Linked DNA regions of Homo sapiens: region 1 is linked to region 2. The links are chromatin loops, found by intact Hi-C in ENCODE. Cell type or tissue: sigmoid colon. All regions are shown on one strand. Each heading gives the region's core, and the rest is flanking DNA. Links, peaks and the distances in the headings are about the cores only.

Region 1 (5,382 bases), core at 69-5,068, 800 kb after region 2:
TTACTGAGCATCCGCCAAGTGCCAGGCACTAATCCAGGTGGCAGGAATATAGTAATGAACCAAACAGATACAACTCCTGTCTTCATGGAGTTTGCTTTCTAGTGGGATGTTCACCTGCACCCACCCAAGCTTCTGCTCACAATCTGAGACGACTGAATAAGGCATTCATTCCTCAGCCCTTCTCCCCAGCTTTCTTTTAAACTGGGAGAAAAATATGTTTCTTAGCTCAGCTCTTCTAATGTCATTGCCAAGAGGGAATTTAGCCTCAAGGAACATTCCATGTCTTTTCCTCCTGGCTGTCTGCCTTTCAGTCTCTAGACTCTTCTTCCTCCCTAGAAGGGAGAGGTCTAGGCTGTGTTTTAATTTCCAAGCTCTTTGATCTCCAGCTGCCACTTTAAAGTTTGAGGTATGAGGGAGTGCCCTTCCTTTGTGTGAGTACAGCCTGCATAGTCTTTCCGGGTGTCATTCATTTGGTTTGGTGAGAAGGATGATTGTAAAATCTGAAACTGCTTGACCATCTTTTCTTGAAAGGCTAGGGTTTGTAGTTGGCTGGAGTGTCTTGTGTTTTTTGTTTGTTTTGTTTTGTTTTTTTACCATACCCTAGTATGGAAGAACTGAGCAGTGACTTTGTGTGATATTGACAGCTTTATGTACATTACCTCATTTAATTCTCTCAACAGCTTCAAGAGAATGTTGAGGCTCATTATTCCCTTTTACAGGATTGGAAAGGTGAAGAACTTTTCCATCTTACACAGCTAGCAAGTGGCAAACTTTCATTTTCTCATTTATAAGATGAGAGAATTAGATTAGATATTATTTCCTTTCCAGCTCTGTAGTTGTTTGAATTTATTATTGCAGTTGGAATCCTACGAATGGGTAGTACCTGAACAAGAACAAATAGCGGGCCAGGCATGGTAGCTCATACCTGCAATCCCAGCAGTTTGGGAGGGCCAAGGTGGGAGGATTGCTTGAGTCCAGGAGTTCCAGACCAGCCAGGATAACATAGTGAGACCCTGTCTCTATTAAAAAAAAAAAAAAAATTAGCTGGGTATGGCGGTGCCACCTATAGTCCCAGCTATGCCAGACGCTAAGGTGGGAGGGTCCCTCGAACCTGGGAAGTTGAGGTTGTAGTGAGCCATGATCAAACCACTACACTCCAGCCTGGGCCATAGAGCAATACCCTCTCTCGAGGAAAAGGAAAAAAGTAAAAAAAAAAAGGCCAGGCCACACCTGTAATCCCAGCATTTTGGGAGGCCGAGGCGGGAGGTCACTTGAGGTCAGGAGTTCGAGACCAGCGTGGCCGACATGGTGAAATCCCATCTGTACTAAAAATACAAAAAATTAGCCATGCGTGATGGCACATGCCTGTAATCCCAGCACTTTGGGAGGCCAAGGTGGGAGGATAACCTGAGGTCAGGAGTTTGACACCAGCCTGGCCAACGTGGTGAAACCCCATCTCTACTAAAAATACAAAAATTAGCCTGGTGTGGTGGCTCATGCCTGTAATCCCAGCTAACTCAAGAGGCTGAGGCAGGAGAATTGCTTGAATCTAGGAGGCTGAGGTTGCAGTGAGCTGAGATCGAGCTACTGCACTCCAGCCTGGGTGACAGAGACTGTCTCAAATAATAGTAATAATAATAGAGACTGCACTCTTAAATATCACACAATTCCAAGCACTTTACGTGGATGATCTCATTTAATCTTCACACCACCCAATGAGGTTGGTGCTGTTATCATCCCATTTTACAGACGAGGAAAGTAGGGCACAAGGAAGTTAATCGCCAGAAAGTGAAAGAACTGGGAACTGAACTCAGCTGTCTTACTCCAAAGCCTTTGTGCTTAACTATTACAGATAGTTCTTCTGAAGAGATTAACAGATGAAGAGGTGAAGAGGATAAGGAGAGTTTCAAATAGGGAAAATAAGGTATTATGAAATTTTAACTTCTGATGTTTCGATGAAAATTTGTGAGTGCATTTTATCTTTCTACCCATAGGGTTTAACACACGACTGGGCACCCAACCAGTAAATGTTAATTTATTTAATTAATCCATCACTAGCAACTTCTTTCCCTTCTGCATTCTCCCAAACTGCTTACTTATTTTAGCTTTTTCACTTGTGAACTATCCCACCCCTCAACTTAACCAAGTTAATAATGAAATATTAGCCAATAAACTTAAGGCTCATAGTCATTCCATTTCTTAAAAAAGCCAAGAGAACTAATAGTAAGCATGCTTATAAATAAAGATAAAAGGAGTTAACTAGAATTAATGGTAAAAAAGGAAAAAAATAGATCAAAGGGGATTTTCCAACACTGAATGGTACCCGGGAAAATAAAACATTTCCACCTTCTCTGGCGCCCTCTTGTGCTTCCTAGCTGCAACTGTCAAGATTGCGATGCTTCCAGGAGTGCAGGACGGTGATACTGGATCTGGATTTATGTTCTGCGTTGTACACACAAACCTTTATAAACTAAACTTGTTTTTCTTCCCTGTATGTTACTCTAATCAGTGCTTATGTCAGGAATTGTAAAATATCCTTTAACCTGGGTTTCCTAGGCTGAAATTGTCCTTATCCATTTGAAGTCCCTTCAGCTCCTGCTCCTGAAGACTCACACAATCTATGAAATGCGTTTTTGGAAGTATGTCTCCCTGTCTGACTGTGTTATTTGATAAGATTGTTCTCATTGCATTCTCTCTCTCTCTCTCTTTCCCTCTCCCTCCCCTCCTCCATCTACCCTCTTCCTCCTTTCTGAGGCCAAGGCTCTGAATTCTTTGAGGAGTTAAAACTGCAGGAAATTCCTTTTGGAAGAATAAAATACAGCCATTCTCCTTCCACTTTTCCTTTATTTAAAGGCAGCCTCCAAGCAGTGCTGCTTGTTCTTCATTGTCTTGCAGAGCTTTTTGTTCATTCCTTAGTAAAACAAGCGTTTTGGTTTTTCGGGTTCACTGTGTGTGCACCACAGGACTGTTACACAAAGCCATGGGAAACTAGCAGAAGCTCAGGAAGTAAATGTCATTAAGAAACAGATCCTACGTTGTATTTGAATCACCCTCCTTCCTTTCTGATGGCTAAATCTTTCTTATGAGGTGAAACTTTTCGTACCAGGATCTTTCTTTTGTTTGGATGCGTTATCTCCCAGGAAGCTCCTCAGACCCCAGCAAGTAGACTTTGGGTGTCCTGTCCCAGTGGCTGGATAAACAGGCTCGGATATTTCAAATTCTTAGTTAGAATTAAACTGGAACTTGTTTTATGTTTACATGAAACTGAATAATTAGTGATAATATTAAAATTAATAATAATTGGCCGGGCATGGTGGCTCATGCCTGTAATCCCAGCACTGTGGGAGACGAGGCGGGTGGATCACCTGAGGTCAGGAGATCAAGACCAGCCTGGCCAACATGGTGAAACTCTGTCTCTACTAAAAATACAAAATGAATCCATAATAATCATAATTCCTGATTTATAAGGATGTTCATAAGTTTTTTTTTTTTTAAAGGAGGAGAGTTGAACCCCAGTTTGCTTCAGGCCACTACATGGTCTTTCTAAGGTGAAGACTATGTTCATTTTCTTTATGGATATTATATCTTAATACCATGTCCTTCCACAGTGAATTTCTCCTTTAACTGGGCAGCAGTATGACTCAAGGAGTTTTTAAAACTGCTGTTCCTAATTCAGTAGGTCTAGGGCAAACTCAGGCATCTTTATTTTTCTAAAGCTTCAAGGGATGTCCATGTGTAGTCAGAATTGCAAATCGCCACCATGTGGCCACGTGGTATACTGTCACAGCACACAACCAGTGCTGTGTGGTATCTGATTTGAACTTTGCTATAAACCTATGCAATAAGCAGGTTTGCCATTACCCTCAACTTACAGATAAAAAGACTAAAACTAAGAGCTTGACCAAACGTACATAGCTAGTCAGTATACAAACTGGGGCTTATACGTGGGTCATATGACTCAAAAACTTATGCTCTTTCCATGTTGTTGGAGAGAACAAGATTGATTTTTTAAAAAATAAGGTCTTTCATATGCATTACTTCCTCCTCTTTCCTGCAGTGGCTACATCGGTCCATATTTTCATCATCCCGTAGGTTACTTTGGCAAGAGCTTTCACCAGAAGCCCCCTCCTGTCTTTATCTCTTCCCTGAACACTACCTTCGGCTTAATCTTTAACCATTAAGTGCAGAGTTCATCAAGTAACTCTTTCGTTTAAAAATGACCAATATTTGTCCTGTTTACCGACTATATTAGTCCATTCTCCTGCTGTTAATAGACATACCTGAGACTGGGTAATTTATGAAGGAAAGAGGTTTAATTGACTCACATTTCAGCGTGGCTGGGGAGGCCTCAGGAAACTTACAATCATGGTGGAAGGGGAAGCAAACATATCCTTCTTCACACAATGACAGGAGAGAGAAGAATGAGAGCTAAGCAAAGGCGGAAGCCCCTTATAAAACCATGAGATCTTGTGAGAACTTACTATCATGAGAATAGCATGGGAGAAACTGCCCCCACGATTCAATTACTTTCCACTGGGTCCCTCCCACAACATGTGGGGACTATGGGAACTACAATTCAAGATGAGATTTGGGTGGGGACACAGCCAAGCCATATCAACATCTGTAGTGGGTTGAATGGTGGCCCCCCAAAAGACCTGTCCTCATCCTAACCTCTGCACCCTATGAGCATGAACTTATTTGGAAAAAAGTTCTTTGTAGATATAAATAAGTTAAAGATCTTCATATGAGGTCATCCTGGATTATCTGGGCAGGCCCTAAATCCATTGACAATTGTCCTTATAAGAGACAGAAGACACAGACACCAGAAGAGAAGACCACGTGAAGACAGAGGCAGAGATGGGAGTTTTACAGCCACAACCCGAGGAACGCCTGGAGCCATCAGAAGTGGGAAGAGGGAAGGGAGCATTCTCCCCTAGAACCTGCAGAGGGAACATGGTCCTGCTGACACTTCAATTTCAGACTTCTGAGAGAGTAAGTTTCTGGTGTTGTAAACCATCCAGTGTGTGGTCATTTGTTACAGCAGCCTTAGGAAACTAATATACCAGCTCATCACCTCTTTTTGACTTTCAGGGACCATGACATCTGTGGCTTCCCTGCCAATCCAGCCCTGGTCTTGCATAAATCCTCTGCCCATCTGGTTGTTCCTTCACTGTCTTCTCCCTGGGACCCTCAGGTCTCTTTGTGTGCCTTCCCTCATGTTCCCTCCTCATCAGAAAGAAGACATGCCCTCTCAACAGAGTCCCCCTTCAGAAGGGAACTGGCTTTTGAGGTGGAGTGATAGTGGGGGAGGAGATGAGATCTCTAGGGACATGGTGGTGTAGTAGGCAGGGTGCTCTTTGCCAGTCAGTTCCTTGACATGTT
Region 2 (5,382 bases), core at 239-5,238:
CGAACTAGCCATAAACCAACAGCAGCCAACACTCCCAGACCTGGGGGGGGCTCTGGGCAGCTCACCACAGCATCCACTCCAATCACTGTGTACTCATAAGAAACAACAAGCAGCAGTGAACTCCAACCCGTATGAGTTTTACATGGGGAGGCCTTATTGAAGGTCAATGTTCAAGTTTTATTAGCTGTTTTGGAAGTAAACATTGCTCACATTTTTGCCTTCCCAGATTTTTGCCTTCCCAGGTACTAAAGGTTCGGGGACTCTAGGTTGAAAATGTGACTCCTTCTTTCTAGCATTCTCTGAGGGTGTGGGGTTTGTATGTCCTGAAGACCCCAAGAAGATGCCACCACCAAGGAACAATAGTGAATTTCTCAGCAATAGTGAATTCCTCTGCTCCCATGGTGCCTGGAAGAAGATGTACCTTCCTCGAGCCCACCCAGCCCCAGCCCCAGCCCCAGCCCCAGCCTGAGTGCACAGCTTGGTAGCAGAGCCTGACTAGAGTTCAGCCTGTGCTTATCACCTGGCTGGACACCCTTGAGTGGGTCACAGCCTGTGCACCTGTCCCTACAGACCCTGCCCTCCCATTTATCTTTCTCCTCCTCAGCCTCCCTTCCCTCCTCCTTTCAAAGCCTTCACTCTTCTTCAATCCTCCATGTGCTGATTCCATGTGCTTGCAGCTCCCCGGGGACCAGGAAGGGTGTCAGCGACTTGAAAATGTTCACTCTACCACTGCTGGGAATCTTGCCTAAGGAAATAATCTAAAATACAGGAGATCCTTTATGAGAGAAGACACTCATCCTAATGTCATTTGTAAAAGTGACAGGTTCAAGCCATTGTAAATGGTAAACCACAGGGGAATGTGAATTATGGTGCATCAACAAAGTGGAATATCATGCCACCATTAAAAATTATGTGTGTAAGAAGCAATGTGAAAACATGTTTATGGTTAGCAACACAGGCTACAAAATTATACTATGCAACCTGACTGCAACAATATGAACGAAGTAAACAGTTAAAGAGTGGCAGGAAAATCTGAACTGCTCATGGGCTTGGCTGGAGGAACCACAGCAGGGATCTCTTAACCCTTTTTGTGCCACAGACACCTTTGGCAGCTTGATGAGCCTATGGGCTTACCAGCATGTTTTTAAATGCCTGAAATATAAACCATAGAATTTCAAAGAAAACCAATAATATTGAAATACAGATATCAAAATGTTAAAATAATTTTTCAATATATGTGCTTCTTTTTAATACCTTAAGTAACACGATCTAGCAGAAGATCAAATAATTACTATACCTATAAGGTAGTGATGAATTCAAGTAATATTTTAAATTACATGCAATAGCTAAAATGTGGTATAAAAATGTCTAAGTTTCTGTCAGTGACAAAGTTGTCTATATAGCTAAAACTACTGTTATTTGAAGCCAAAATTCATAATAAATGACCATGCTGTATTTTGGTTAGATCATGAAATAAAAACGTCATTTTTCCTATCCAAGTTCATGTACTCTCTGAAATTCTTACTAGTCTTCTAGGGGATTTATGGACCTTGATTTTAAAAATCTCTGTATCAGAGTTTTTTACTTCTTTCTCTTTATTCTCTCTAATTCCAAAATTTTACATAATAGACATGCATTGCTTCTATCATGTAAAATAACCAAGGAATTTTAAAATTAAATAAGCAAATGAACAAAGAAAATATAATTCAGGCTTATTAGATCACTGGATGATAAGGCAGTAAGTGCTCTCAGATGCCATATCATTTAACCCGCAGGTTAAATTCCACAAGAGACATGGTATTAATGTAGCCGTTTGGCAAGTGAAGACATTGATGCCAGCGGAGGTTAAGAGACTTGTCCAAGGTCACACAGTCAGCAAATGATGGAACCAGAGTTTGAACCGAGGTGTATCATTCAAACCCAGACTCTTACCTGTTAGATCCACTGAGCCTGGCAATCTACGGCTTACGATGAGTAAACTGAATGTTTTGTTTGTAGAATTGATTTATTTTAGCCACTGTGAAGTAATCTCTTCACATGAATGTTTCTCCTGCTGAAGTACATCTGCCCTTGATTAAATGTTGTCTATGCAATTCATGGACAATCGATGGTACTCTAGGCTCTGAATGAGAAAACTGGAACTTCTGGTTGCCACAAGTCTGCTGATGGCTTAGGCAGGGACATTCTGTCTCCCAGGGGCCCTATCAGTGCTCATGTGGTCACGTAGACACACTTCAACTTGAGCTTCAGGTGGGATGCTTCCCTATAAGCAGTGAACGCGAAAAGCCTTGGCTAAAATGGGATCCACACCGAACACAGAACAGAACTGGGGCTGCACTTCCAGGTGAGAAGCATAGGGTGGGATCAAGAGGTGGCTGAAGGGATGGCAGATTCTCAAGCTGCATTCCTGCAGTCAGGATGTGTCCAAACGGAAGGCTTGGACAGTCAGTGGCCACGTGGGGGCAGCATCGAGCCAGAATGACAGAGGGCACTTCGTCTGGTGAATATCATGTGAGTCCATGTGGAGCCTCCTCTTTGGAAGATGGGGTGCTCTTGTGGGATGAACGTTGGGGAGGGACAATCTCTTTAATAACTCTGAGAGGTACTGCTCTTTTTATGAAGGGGCAGTATAACGTGGTGCTTATAAACGTGGGCTCTGGATAGTTAGCCTATTTGTATTTAAAACCTGCTGTTATTTATTAGATAACTTACTTAAGTTTTCTGTGCCTCAGTTTCTCCATGGGGTTGATATGAGGACTAAATGAATACACATTAGGCACTTTTTCAGTTATCTATTGCTGCGAAACAAACCAAGCCGAAACAACTACGTATTTGCTCACGATTCTGCAATTAGGGCAGGGCTCAGTGGGACAGCAACTCGCTTCCTCATGTGATGTTGGCTGGGCACTTCCAGTAGGGCTGGATGAGCCAAGAGGGCTTCCTCAAATGCATGGCACCTCAGCTAAAGGCTGGCAGGGCCTCTCTCTCCAGCACGAGAGTCAGAATGGTTTTACATGGCATTGTGCCAAACCCCTACTCACCTCAATAGGGAAGTCATCAGGTTCAAGAGGTTGAAAAAGAGACCCAGAGCCAACAAACAAGACATGGGTTTTGACTAGGGGCTTATGTACAGGGGAGAGAATCCAGTGGCAGCGGACTGGACAGTCAAACCACCTTCCTATGGCCCAATGGCAGCAGGCTAGGCAGAAAAGCCACAGCTGCTTGTGAACAGCATGCAATTTATAGAGCATTTTCACTTAACACCCTCCCTGAATGACCTGAACCTGGCAACATTCACTTAACCCAAAACCTGGGGCTTCAATCCCCTGTACAGCCTGTGTTCCATGGGACAGGCTGGGGGCTCGGATGTTTTCTCATAGACAAGGAATGAATGTCTGTGTTGGCCATCCCTGGATTCCCTGTCTCGGAACACACATTCAAGTCCCACACAGGTGCCATACAGGGCCATTCTCAGGGTATGTTTATGTTATTGCTGTCAAGTGTGTTTGCCCTATACATGGTGGCGCAGGACTCCAAGAGAACTAAAGGCCGTTCCCAGCCTCTTACCGCCTTGCCTGGGAGCTGGCACAGCAGTCACTTCTACCATATTCCATAAGTCAAAGCAAGTTACAAAGCCAGCCCAGATTTAAGGAAGAGAGACACAGGCCTCTCCTCTTGATGAGATGAGTGACTTGCACATGCAAGAATGGGAGGAATTATTAGTGGCCATCTTGCAAACCACCTACCACAGGTACTTATAGTAGTGCCTGGCACACAGAAAGTCCTCCATACATGGAAGCCACCTTCACAGCTGAGGAGACTGAGGTGCCTCGGCTACAGAGATTGTTCCCAAGATCACATGTCAGGTAAGGACAGAGCTAGAATTGAAGCCCAGGTCTTTCTGAATTAAAAGCCCATTCTCCTATGGCACCATTGTTGTAAGCTCTGTGCCCTTGGCCAAGTCATTTAACCCCCGAGCCTTGTTTTCCTTGTGTGATGTCAGGTGGATATAGTAAAGACAACCACCAAATAGAATTATGGCACAGACTAAATAAGGAAATGCCCAAGAAAGCATCTTATCACCTATAAAGCATTATGGGAGCATGAATTATTTTGAGATTTTAATTTGAACTTCATTTGTTCAGAATGTGTCTACTGCTGGTAGAATCTGTATTCATGCTTCCTTTCCTTGGCACTAGGGTGGCTGAGGGTGGATGGCAGGAGGGGTCACATGCTTATCCCCACAGGCAATAGCCATTTTCAAGTCTTCAAGAAGCGTCTATTGATGTGAATGTTAATGACAAGCCATTCTCATCTGTGCAGTAAGGAAACTCCCAGGAACCTTGTTACAGGAAAGGAGCCTGGGGATGGGAAGTGCTTTCTTCGGAAGCTTCTGGCACTCTCCCTTTCCCAGGGCCAGTCTGGTTTTCATGGTCTGCCCCTGGTGAGTGTCTCCAGAGCCCCCTTCTCAGTAAGCTGCCTGAGCCCTTCTCCCCCTGGGGGCGGATAGATGGACAGCCTGGAGTGCTGCCTGGTGTACCTGGAATCCCGATTTCTCTAGCTGAGTCTGCCTTAGCCATTCCCCTCACGTGCCTGCTTCGCTCTAGCTGCAGGAACCAGAAGCTGTGCTTTTATTAAATTTGATCCTCATCAGAATTGCATTTGGTGGTTTTCCAAGTTATGACTTTCTAATTAGCTTTTTGTTGAAGCTGTTTTTCATTGCTTTGCTCAGAATCGGTGGTAAAAGAGACTATTTTCTTGATGTTGTGGCCTCCTTTGGTGATTTCTCCACTTAAAAAGAGAAAAAAAAGAGTAAGGATGTGCTTCCTGAGAAATCTGATAACTAATCACAAGCTTTAGACAAACCCTGAGATTCCCAGGTTATCAGCTATTGAGACATCTGCTTCCTGCCTGCGAGAAAACAAGTTCTCACTGGGGTGCGGGGCACTGGGGATGGCTTTGGAATCAAACTTTCTGGATTCAAGTCTTGGCTCTGCTACTTGCCAGCTGTGTGACCTTGGGCACTTTAATTGGAGTCTCTGAGCCTCAGTGTCTTCGCCTTTATAACGAGCAATGTGCCTCAGATGTCTGCTGTGAAGCGCCACTGAGGTCATACCTGTAAAAGCCCTGATGTGGAGTATGCCTTCAACAACATTGCAGCTCTTATCACATTTGATAAACAACATGCTGTGAATATAAGTTTATAGAAAACTCTAAAGCACTGTACAAATATGAGCTTTATTGCTATACAAATATTGGTTTATGACTATTAAGAATAATTAGCTATATGGCCTTAGGTAAGCTACTCCATCTTTCTGAGTGTCTGGTCTAGATAATGGGTTGCACATTCAGGTGACTTCAGGAACTACAGCTATACTGGGA

The links. Peaks named below come from ENCODE experiments on the same cell type or tissue, not always from the same donor. Only the 100,000 strongest peaks of a DNase experiment are listed, where the experiment ranks them.
Region 1: a loop joins it to region 2, with 5 times the contacts of the local background. A loop is called at or near these places in 16 of 110 quality-filtered maps.

The regions. Positions count from the first base shown.
Region 1 is chr11:20,351,669-20,357,050 of GRCh38, forward strand. No RefSeq gene overlaps it. Among named protein-coding and RNA genes, the nearest start is that of HTATIP2, 9.4 kb to the right of the region's middle. In sigmoid colon, for the core only: CTCF peaks have their summits at 2,375 (motif pointing left) and 3,772 (motif pointing left); no DNase peak of the experiment used is centred there.
Region 2 is chr11:19,555,405-19,560,786 of GRCh38, forward strand. It overlaps a transcript of NAV2 not described here. Among named protein-coding and RNA genes, the nearest start is that of MIR4486, 17 kb to the right of the region's middle. In sigmoid colon, for the core only: a CTCF peak has its summit at 2,447 (motif pointing right); a DNase peak (open chromatin) is centred at 2,457; H3K27ac peaks cover 156 bases.